Regions from separate parts of the Homo sapiens genome. Here region 2 is linked to region 1. A link is a loop called in an ENCODE intact Hi-C map of the cell type or tissue named here. Cell type or tissue: PC-3. All regions are shown on one strand.

Region 1 (5,000 bases):
TAATATATAATATATTAAATATATATATTATATATATATTATATATATATATATAATACAACCTCAAAAAGTGATGCCAAAAAGGGCAAGGCTTAACACCACTAAGCCTGCCCCACCCCCTCCACTCTGCACAGGGGCTATTGTGAACCTCTACCTTCCTGGCTTTCAGTTGATGCACTCCCCTTCTTCTCCACAAAGAAATAGAGAAGCCCTCATACCTGGGTGCCTCCATTTCCTTCTATCCATGCCCAAATACTCCCATTCCTACCATCACTATCACTCCACCATCTCCATCATAAGCAGCATCACTAGCATTGCTCCAAAATTCCACCAGAAATAGTGACACTCTCCCTCGCAACACATCCTGCCTATCCCACAGGCTGACACCTGTCTCTTCTTTTCCTACGCACTCAGACACCTACAACAACAAGTGTCTCTCCTTATCCTCAATTTTTTTATTTATTTATTTTTATTATTATTATTTTTTTGAGACGGAGTCTCGCTCTGTCGCCCAGGCTAGAGTGCACAGGCTGGAGTGCAGTGGCGCGATCTCGGCTCACTGCAAGCTCCGCCTCCCAGGTTCACGCCATTCTTCTGCCTCAGCCTCCAGAGTAGCTGGGACTACAGGCGCCCGCCACCACGCCCGGCGTTAATTTTTTGTATTTTTAGTAGAGACGGGGTTTCACCGTGTTAGCCAGGATGGTCTCGATCTGCCGACCTTGTGATCCGCCCGCCTCGGCCTCCCAAAGTGCTGGGATTACAGGCGTGAGCCACCGCGCCCAGCCCCTTATCCTCAATTTTTAAAACGTGCTCATCTCTGGCTCCTTCTCTTCAGCTTTACAACATTTATTCTACAAATGCTTTGCCAAACAAGCAAACAAACTCAAATCCACTGCCTTATGGTGGACTCTGACTCTCTGTTGTTTTGTCTTTACAGTACCTCCTAGTTCATCTCTCTGCCTTTAGCCTTGGCCCCAGTGATCCAGGCTCTACACTGCTAGTGCAAGAATCTCATGAAGACAGCAAATCTGATGATGCCCAGACTCTGAGGAAAATCTTTCAGTGCCATCTGCATGAGTTTACTATTGCTGCTTTAACAAATTACCACAAATTTGGTGGCATAAAACAATTCAAATTTTTTATCTTACACTTCTATAGGTTAAAAGTTTGACATGGATCTTACTGGGCTAGAATCAAAATGTTAGCAGGGCTGCGTTCCTTTTATGGAGTCTCTAGAGAAGAATCCATCTCCTAGCGCCTTGCCCAGCTTCTACATGATGTCTGTATTCTTTGAGTCATAGCCTCTTCCTTCCCTTTAGCAAAAGCAGGTTGAGTTCTCACTCTGCCTCATTCTGACTTCTACATAGAAGGTTTTTTCTTTACTCGTTTTGTTCATAGCTATATCCCCAGCACCTAGTAGAAAGTTTTTACTACATGTTTGTTGAATAAATGAAAAAAAATCAAAAACTTAAAAACAATGTACTAAGTGTACTTAATAAATGCAGTTGTTCCACATTCCCATCAGACCTGCAGTGTGAAGACAAAATTAGTACATCCCTTGGCTGGTTCACACATTTTTCAAGCCTCGGTAAATGAAGAAGAATATAAGCTCTGTGGGCAGATAGGCAGATTCAAATTGGTCAGTTACCCCTTATTAGCATGACTTCCGGCAAGTTATTTATCCCATCAGCTTTGGTTTCACCCTCAGGCCAATAATATTAATTACAGGGTTATTTCAAGAAGTGAATACAATGATCTAGGTGAGTAGTCTAGCAATAAGTTAGTGTTAGAAATTATTACTGAGAAAAAACAGAGAAATACACTTTTTAAGGACACAAAGTAAATGAGCTCTCAACTCCACACAACAATGGCAACCACTTGAAAACAAAGACTGGCATCTTCCTCCCTTCTCATCCTAGGAAGCTCACGTCCCATGACCTAGGGAAGCAAGCTAGGTTAATAGCAAAACTAGCCTTCCTTACCTCACCCAAGTGAGGTCTGCTAACGAAAAGATGTTAAACTCATATTTTAAAAAGTCAAGCTTCCTTTCTAAAACTATGTCTAGTTGTAACTATAAAGAACTTAAGGAACATGTTCTATCACGGACTCTGGATTTCATTGTAAAGCACTGGAGGTAACGGGGTTATGAAAGTTATGTGTATGCATTGTTACACTACTATTACTCTCTGGAATTAGTTTCCTACCATGTAGAAAAATGGGAGTGTGAACATGAACGAATCTCCCCTTCTGTTGATTGCTTCAGCTGAACCTGGAGCTGGGCAGCCTGCTTCGCCGGCTCCATAAGTCCCATTTTGTGGTTTCAGCCTGTCAAGGAGGTCACTCACTGATGACTCAGACACACTGGCCTGAAGGTATTTATGTGATCTCCGGAGTCAGCAGAAAGCCTGCCCTCAGAACAAGGCAAATATATCCCTGCTCTTGATGGCTTCAAGCTCTGCAATGGGGGGCTGACCTGACAGCTGCTTGTCCTGAGGGAGAAATAAAGGAAACTGGTGAAACACATGCTATTTCCATGAATTCCCACTCATGTGCTGTTAGAAAATTCAGCTGAGACCCTGACAATAAAGGTTAGACTTGTAGTGTCACAATAGAAAGGAAGGGAACTTTAACTTGCCTTCAGCATACCAAACAGGCTGCACTTCACAAGATCTGTAACTCACTGAACCATCTAAGATGCACCACAGAAAAACTATCAATGGGCATTTGTCTGAATTCATATTTATGGCATCTGTTTGACATGCGGTTTTCATTTAGATGGCAATCCAGATACTGTTTTGCATAAAGTTCTGGCTTTTTGAGCTGTCCATATCAATTGTCTTTTACCAAATATCGAATTTTCAGATGTTTACAGATGCACCAGAAAAATATTTTCAAATCATTCAAAAGAGTGGCATCCAACAAAAAAATCTGAACTGAATGCTAATGAAAATTCTTGGGTTCCATGTAGAAAAATGCTCTAAAATGGGAAAAATATTCTACCCAAATTTACTGCAAAAGTATAATTTTTCTGTCTTTGAGTTACAGTATTGCCCTCCTCTCCTCATTCCTAATTTAGGCAAAAGGCCCATATCAAATGCATTAAATGAGAGTTTAATCATTTTTATAACTAAGTGTAGCTTTTTTAAGAAAAGCTGTAAAAAAATCCCAGTGCAATGACACAAGCATCTCTGAGTCAACTGTTATTTCAGGGATTTATGATAATTTCTCATCTTGAGGAGAAATGAAGCTAATTGAAACAAACTCTATACTTTATATTAATGCCATTTGAATACAGTGTGCATTGCCAGTTACAAAGTGACATGGAAAATGAGGCCGCTCTCAACAACACCATCGTTTCTCAGTTTTATGTATTTTTAAATTTCCTCTATGGAAAATCTGTTCTTCATAAAAGAACTGCTAGAGAAAAATGTGGAAAAAGTTGATTCATTCCATATTTACATTCTTTCTGGTACCTGGAAATGAACCAAATGCAAAAGTATGCCAAAAAGTAGTTGAGTCATTTAGAAAACTCATCTTCCCCCAGGCAAAAGGACAAACTGCCTTGAGAAAGCCCTGCTTTGATAATATAAAACACCTTTCAGCCTAATGAGATCTGTCCTTATAACCTTTTACCCAGGCCTCAAGGAGGCCAGCCTCAAGGAGGCCAGCCTCAAGAAATGGTTAATTTTCTTTATCACACAATCTACCCTGCAAACTCCCTACCAACCTAAGAGAGTCAGTACTACCCAAATTCAAAAATTCCTCCTCTGATATTTGAATAGATGGGGGCACTTAACACAAATACATCCAGCAGCAAAGAAGCACCAAATTACGTACACCACAAAGTTGCCTTCAGTCCTCCCGGCCTGATCTGCTAATGCTATTTGCCATTTCACTTTGAAGAGCTGGGCAAAATAAAAGCAAGGTGTTGCTCTCACGAGGAGAGGGCAGCTGATTCATCCCTCACAGGGCTGCCAGATGCATTTCCCATTCAGCTTGTCATTAACAGCTTCATTTCATTTCATCTGTGATAAAAAACAATTTAGAAGCATGGAAATGACATTACAGTCAGGTTGTCCTGAAACATCACGGCAGTGAGAAAGCTATTACACAATTGAATCTTTCTTTATGAAAATCCATGGTTTTGCCTGAGTTCACAGAGCCATGGAAATCATGGCTTTTGACTTGTACAGGTGACAAAATTTCTCCCAGAACAAAGCAGCCCTTCATAACTCTCACATAGAGGCAAAGTGACCCCTCACCTAAACAAAGGGGGAGAAATCTGGGCCTCCAGAAGGTGGACAAGCCGTGAAAATTTGACTGCCTTTTAGGAATGCCATTCAAGAGGCCTCTCCCCTGCCTACCATTATAGGACCTCAGAAGTTGGTCTGGTGTGTTGGTGTTGGGTGAGAGTCAGGGATGGTCACCTCATTTACCACTACTTGGTAGCAAACTCCTGCTTCTTGCTCTCACCAAGCCAGTTTCCTCTTTCATGCTTTTCTTCATTCAGTTCTCTCTTCTATGTCCACCCCAGCAGCAGTATAGAGCAGAAAGACAACTGGATCTAAATTCATAAAGCCTAGGTTTCTGAATCCAACTTAAGTTACTGTGTAATCTATTAGACTAGATGGTCCTTGAAGCTTCCTCCAATTCCAAAGAATCCACAACTCCATTAATTTATTCAGTGATATATTCACTTGCATCTGCATCCTATATGTGCCAGACACACAGTACTAACTTCTTTAATGTCTACTTCAGATTTTAGCTCCCTCACCTGAGAAATCTTAGTAAAATCTCTCATCCAAAGTCTAGATTGATATACACCACCACCCATTAGATTTTTTTTCATCACACTGCTATCCCACAGAATCCTCCAACTCAATGTACCAAAATTGAGCTTACCAACCCAAACCTGCTCCTCCTGTTTTCCCCTTCTTAGGGGAGAGAAAGATCTCATTCTCCAAGCCAGAAACCCAGGGATCATCCTTGACTCTTCTCTT
Region 2 (5,000 bases), 380 kb after region 1:
AACATTTTAGGGCTTTTAAGGACATCTCTAAGGAATTAGTCATTAAGCATTAAGAGAGGAAGTAAGAAGTAGTCAAATCCAATTCTGACATTTACCAGAGTTTTGTAGTTAGAAGCATCTATATCTAAGATGTTGAAAGCTATACATATTTTTTGCACCTATCCCCACAAGGACACATGATAACAGGCAAATTGTGTGACGGGGATAAGCTGGGTAATGTCTACATTTACTTTTAAAAGTTTCTTAAATAAGTATATTAGTAATGTAGTGCTTTTATCGAAATAATTTAGAAATCTTTGAATGTCAATTTTAAATAGTGTGTCATTCTTTATAATATAATTGATATAAAGTTTTTTAATCATATGATATCAGATTTAATGTGACATCCCATTAGCTAAGCATCTGTAAAGGTTTTCAATGAGCTTGTTGTCTTGTTACACGTAATCATAACCATGTGTGGGAGGTTGTCAAGATATATATGCCATTAGAAAGGTTTAAGAAAACAGAGGTGAAGCAAATTGTAGGCTAATAAAATAACGGTCAATTATGCCCTTTTGTTATGAAAAATGTGGTTCTAATCATTTCCTTAATGTTAATGCTTAAGGTTAAAATTATTTATGCAGAATATTTTAAGGTATTGCCAACTTTATTGAAACTAGATGTGTGTATTTAGTTCCCTTAACAAGTTCATTATTCAAGAATTTGGAGGCTTAAATGTGAATCAGGCAATGCATATTTCTTAGGAACTGACTTAATTACTGTGGACTTTAGTCTATTGTTTCAGTATTTAGAAACAAATGGATTGAACTGTTTAATCTCTCAAATCAATCAACTTGTTCTCTGCTAGAATTATGAACTTCCTTTTGCTTTTTGTTAATACCTTTTGAATATTTTGAACACATATTTTAAGAGAAAGAGGAAACGTGAAACTAATACATAGATTGCTTGTTTACAATAAGTACCCGAACTTCTACAAACTTAGATTGTATCTTAATAGAATTTTTTTTGTCTTTGGCTATTGGGAAATGCTCATCTTGTTTTTATAGCTTAGAATAAAAGAAAAATAACAACTTAGTGGTTAGGATAGAATTCCCTTTTTTTTGTAGTCAGAATTATACATTCTGTACATCTATCAAGTTGTCACAATTGTTTTATCCTTTGAGGCTGTAAATTGGATTTTAAATTTTAGATTTTGGATTAGGGTCTGTTTTATTTTTGTGGTGGTATATTTTCTTCTCTCTCTCTTTTTTTCTTTTCTTTTTTGAAGTGGGGTCTCACTCTGTCACCCAAGGTGCAGTGCAGTAGTACGATCTCGGCTCACTGCAACCTCTGCCTCTCAGGCTCTAGGGATTCTCCCACCTCAGCTTCCTGAGTAGCTGGGACCACAGGCACATGCACACCACCACACAGAGCTAATTTTTGTGTATTTTGTAGAAACAGAGTTTCACCATGTTGCCTAGGCTGGTCTCAAACTCCTGGGCTCAAGTGATCCACCCGCCTTGGCCTTCCAAAGGGCTGGGATTACAGGCGTGAACCACTGTGCCCAGGTATGTTTTCTAAATCTAGCTTTAGGTGGTTATTTTAGGGAATTGCAGTTGTGAGGCACTTATTGCTAAACTTAAATGGGCAAAATGTTAATATTTCACTCAAGTAAATCCTTTTTATGTTTCATAAGTTTGTGCAGAAAGTATGAAAATGTTGTTAGAAAATGGGACAGTGTTCTAGAAAAATGGGGCAGTATTTTAATGTTATTTTGTTGGCTTTCATCTGTATATTTAACTACACTGGTAAATAATTAGATATATTAATATGTGCTAGTTATAACTAGAAGGAAAATGTTACTCTAGGATTCCTGTGTACTTCAGTTTCTTCAAGCATATGGACATAACCAAGACAGCCATGCACATTGGGGCTTGGCTTCACTTGCTGTTTTTTGGATCTGTGGTACAACTACGTCAGGAACCTCTGGTTAGCCTCTTTGAAGGTAAGAAACTAGGGAGCAAAGGCGAGACATTCTAGCCAAGTTCCCTAAAAGCTGTCAGTCTACCTACCATCAGACTTGTGAGTGAGGGAGGGTATCGTAGACCTGGGTTTAGCAAAGTCAGATTAACTGTTTTATGCCTGTTTTTGTAAATAAAATTTTATTGAAACACAGCTACACTAATTTGTTTATTGTCTGTGGCTTCCCTCTACAATAGCAGCGTTGGATAGTTGCTACAGAGACCTCATCCCCCGCTCTCCACTGCAAGCCTAACATTTTTATTATCTAGCCCTTTAAGGAAGAATTTGTGGACTATTATTGCCCTTGATCATTTAGCTTCTACCACCATCAAATGACTCAGCTGATCCAGCTAACCACAAGAATTAGTCATACCCACTGAGCCTGGATGAACCTCCAGTTGATCTAGAGAATTGTGTGAAATAATAAATGTTTGTTGTTTTAAGCTTTAAAGTTTTGAGACAGTTTATTATGCAATAAAAAATTAACTGATGTCACATTGAAGCATACGTACCAATAGGAGAACAAGAGTGGTTTTTCCATGTGATTTGTTTAGTCACTCTCATTTTGACATATTAAAACATCTCAGTGATTTTCATTCTTTTTATTTATAGATTTTTTAAAAAACACTTTGGTAAAGTTTTTGTTATAAATTCTATTTTATTAAGATGGTGGACATAGTTGAGAAGGGTTTATTTTGTTACTATTCGTTAAGATTATAATTGTTGCAATTTTGGTTATAATTTTTGGTACAAGTGCCTCAGGGATTATCTAGATAATAATGATACTTGGTTTCTTGGCTGTAGAACTAGTAACTAGTTTATTAGTTAATGTTGGAGGATATAACAAATAGTTAACATTGCTTAAAACCATTTTGGGGTACTGTATTGGATTTCTTGTATAGCTAAGGTTGCTTTTGGTTTGAGAAATTAAAATGAAATTTTAAGCTCCCCAAACAACTGAACAGACCCCCTTTTGGCCAAGGGGACCCCAGAGAAGCTTTGAAAAGTGAGTCGCCAGCCTTCACAAGATCGGATGGGAGGTTGAACCCACCTCGTTGTTCCCGCTCCCTATAATAACAGCCATTAGACTTCCTTCCCTAAGAGTTAAATAGAAACCAGCCCTTTGGAAAGACTCCCTTCACCCCTAATATCAGCGTGATGCTGCCTTTCCCTTTTGTGGTTTTCACAAAACAACCAACTAGTATTTCTTTCAGTAAGAGACCACCAACCACAAAGTATGTACAGTGAGAGTTTTTGTGTCCTCTGCTTCACCTTTTGACATCAGAGGGATGAAAACTCAAAGGATTATGCTAACCCTTCCGTTTTTGAGCATGAGTCCCAGGGATGGGCATGAAACTGAATTGTGCATATGCATGTTTCTCCTTTCACAAATATTAATGACTCCTGCTATAGTTTACTGATTATGTGTATTTGGCCACCTCATTCAGCATAAATCCCTATCTTATTCTTCCCACCCTGGAAGTGTTTGCTTCTGGCTTCTGGCCAGAAGCTATATCTCCTAGCCTGTTGGAATGCTGCAAACCCTTTATGAGAAATAAAGCTCTTTCTACTTTCCAAATTTATGAACCTCATTCTTCAGTTGACAGATTATATTCTCTTTAAACTTCTCCTAGAGTACAATTATTGCTGCCTTATTTTTTGTTTTGATTGCCTGTTTTTCTCTGTGAGAAGATTCAGAATTGCATTCTGAAAGAAATCTTGGCCCTAACCCCATCTGCTTCTCTTGGCTCACCTAATGAATGGGATAGGTTACTCATTCTGTTCAGACTGTGGTCTTTTTTATTAAGATCCTCAGTTTCTATAAGAGGGTACTTCTAACCCTCTCTGGGTTGACTGTTACGATATATGTCTCTGTACTACAGTGGCTACATAAAATAGTTGCTCACCAGGTACTTGTCAGAGAATATAATCTTACTATTATGTAGAACCTTTCAAAACTTTGCCAAGAAGAATATTTATGCTGTAATGCTTAAGGATATATAGTATACGTATTTCTTTTTTAGTTTAAAATCAACCCCTTATTTAAGCCCAAGTCTTATATCTGGGCTTACTATATTGATCTTCTTTAGAATTGATTTTATGGAATTGTCTCTTGGCATTTAGGGAAATTATTGGAAATTACCCTGTGAAATTTATTGGAGAGTTTAATAATAAAATAAAATCTCAAGATTAGGCTTAGTTGTACCTAATTTGTTCACCTGGCTTATTTTTATTCTATGAACATTATGACCTTGCTTCTTTTGAGGCAGCTGTTGCAAAACTTGAAGCCAGATTTTTTGTTTAATTCTAGCAAATATAAGGGCCTTATGTCTTCTTTTATATGTTAACCTCTTTCTGGTCTGCCTTTTTTTTTTTTCTGTTTGCTTTTGCTCTTCCTTGTTCTCCCTTTTACCATTTTTATTGTATAGTATATATGTTTCTGGAATAATGTGAGGGTTTAAACAAGAAAGCATACCTGTGAAGTCCTTTAGACTTTTGGTGCTTGAAAAGATCGAATAAATCCACTCAGCCCATTTTCCCCACTAATTACAACTAAAAATGCTGGACCGAATACTAGCAGCAACTACTTTACAGTTTGGAAACAATAGCAAGTAGACTGGGGAGGATACTCAAAACTTAAAGAAGTGTCTCATATGCACTGAGTTGCTCATTTTTATTTCCTCTTTGCTGTCCTGGATTTGACTCAGAGTAGTCCCAGTTGTAGAATTGCACAGTGGGCAAGGGAAGCAAAGACCCTCAGAGAAAACCCTCATATTTCTAACTAGACTATGGGGAAAGGAGATCCTGTAAGCCAGAGTGTTTAGGGGCAATTATTGTTTTTTTAAATTTTTTCTTCATTTTTCCCATCTTTTCTCCCCAGCCCTCCTTTGAAGGCAGCCCCAAATATGGAATGTAGAGCTCTTATTCATTTTTCCTCTCTCTTTTCTTTCTCTGCTTTGCCCCAAGAACCACCCCAGTCATGTGGAACTGCATGATGG

What was found. Hi-C counts contacts between places; a loop is a spot of excess contacts. Peaks named below come from ENCODE experiments on the same cell type or tissue, not always from the same donor. Only the 100,000 strongest peaks of a DNase experiment are listed, where the experiment ranks them.
Region 2: a loop joins it to region 1, with 5 times the contacts of the local background. A loop is called at or near these places in 2 of 110 quality-filtered maps.

The regions. Positions count from the first base shown.
Region 1 is chr3:157,782,907-157,787,906 of GRCh38, forward strand. No RefSeq gene overlaps it. Among named protein-coding and RNA genes, the nearest start is that of VEPH1, 280 kb to the left of the region's middle. In PC-3, no CTCF peak of the experiment used is centred here; DNase peaks (open chromatin) are centred at 2,355 and 3,505; H3K4me3 peaks cover 1,642 bases; H3K27ac peaks cover 2,723 bases.
Region 2 is chr3:158,165,942-158,170,941 of GRCh38, forward strand. All of the region lies in intron 3 of RSRC1 (arginine and serine rich coiled-coil 1), which reads left to right. Among named protein-coding and RNA genes, the nearest start is that of RSRC1, 58 kb to the left of the region's middle. RefSeq lists an enhancer at 1-233. In PC-3, no CTCF peak of the experiment used is centred here; a DNase peak (open chromatin) is centred at 2,340; H3K27ac peaks cover 1,076 bases.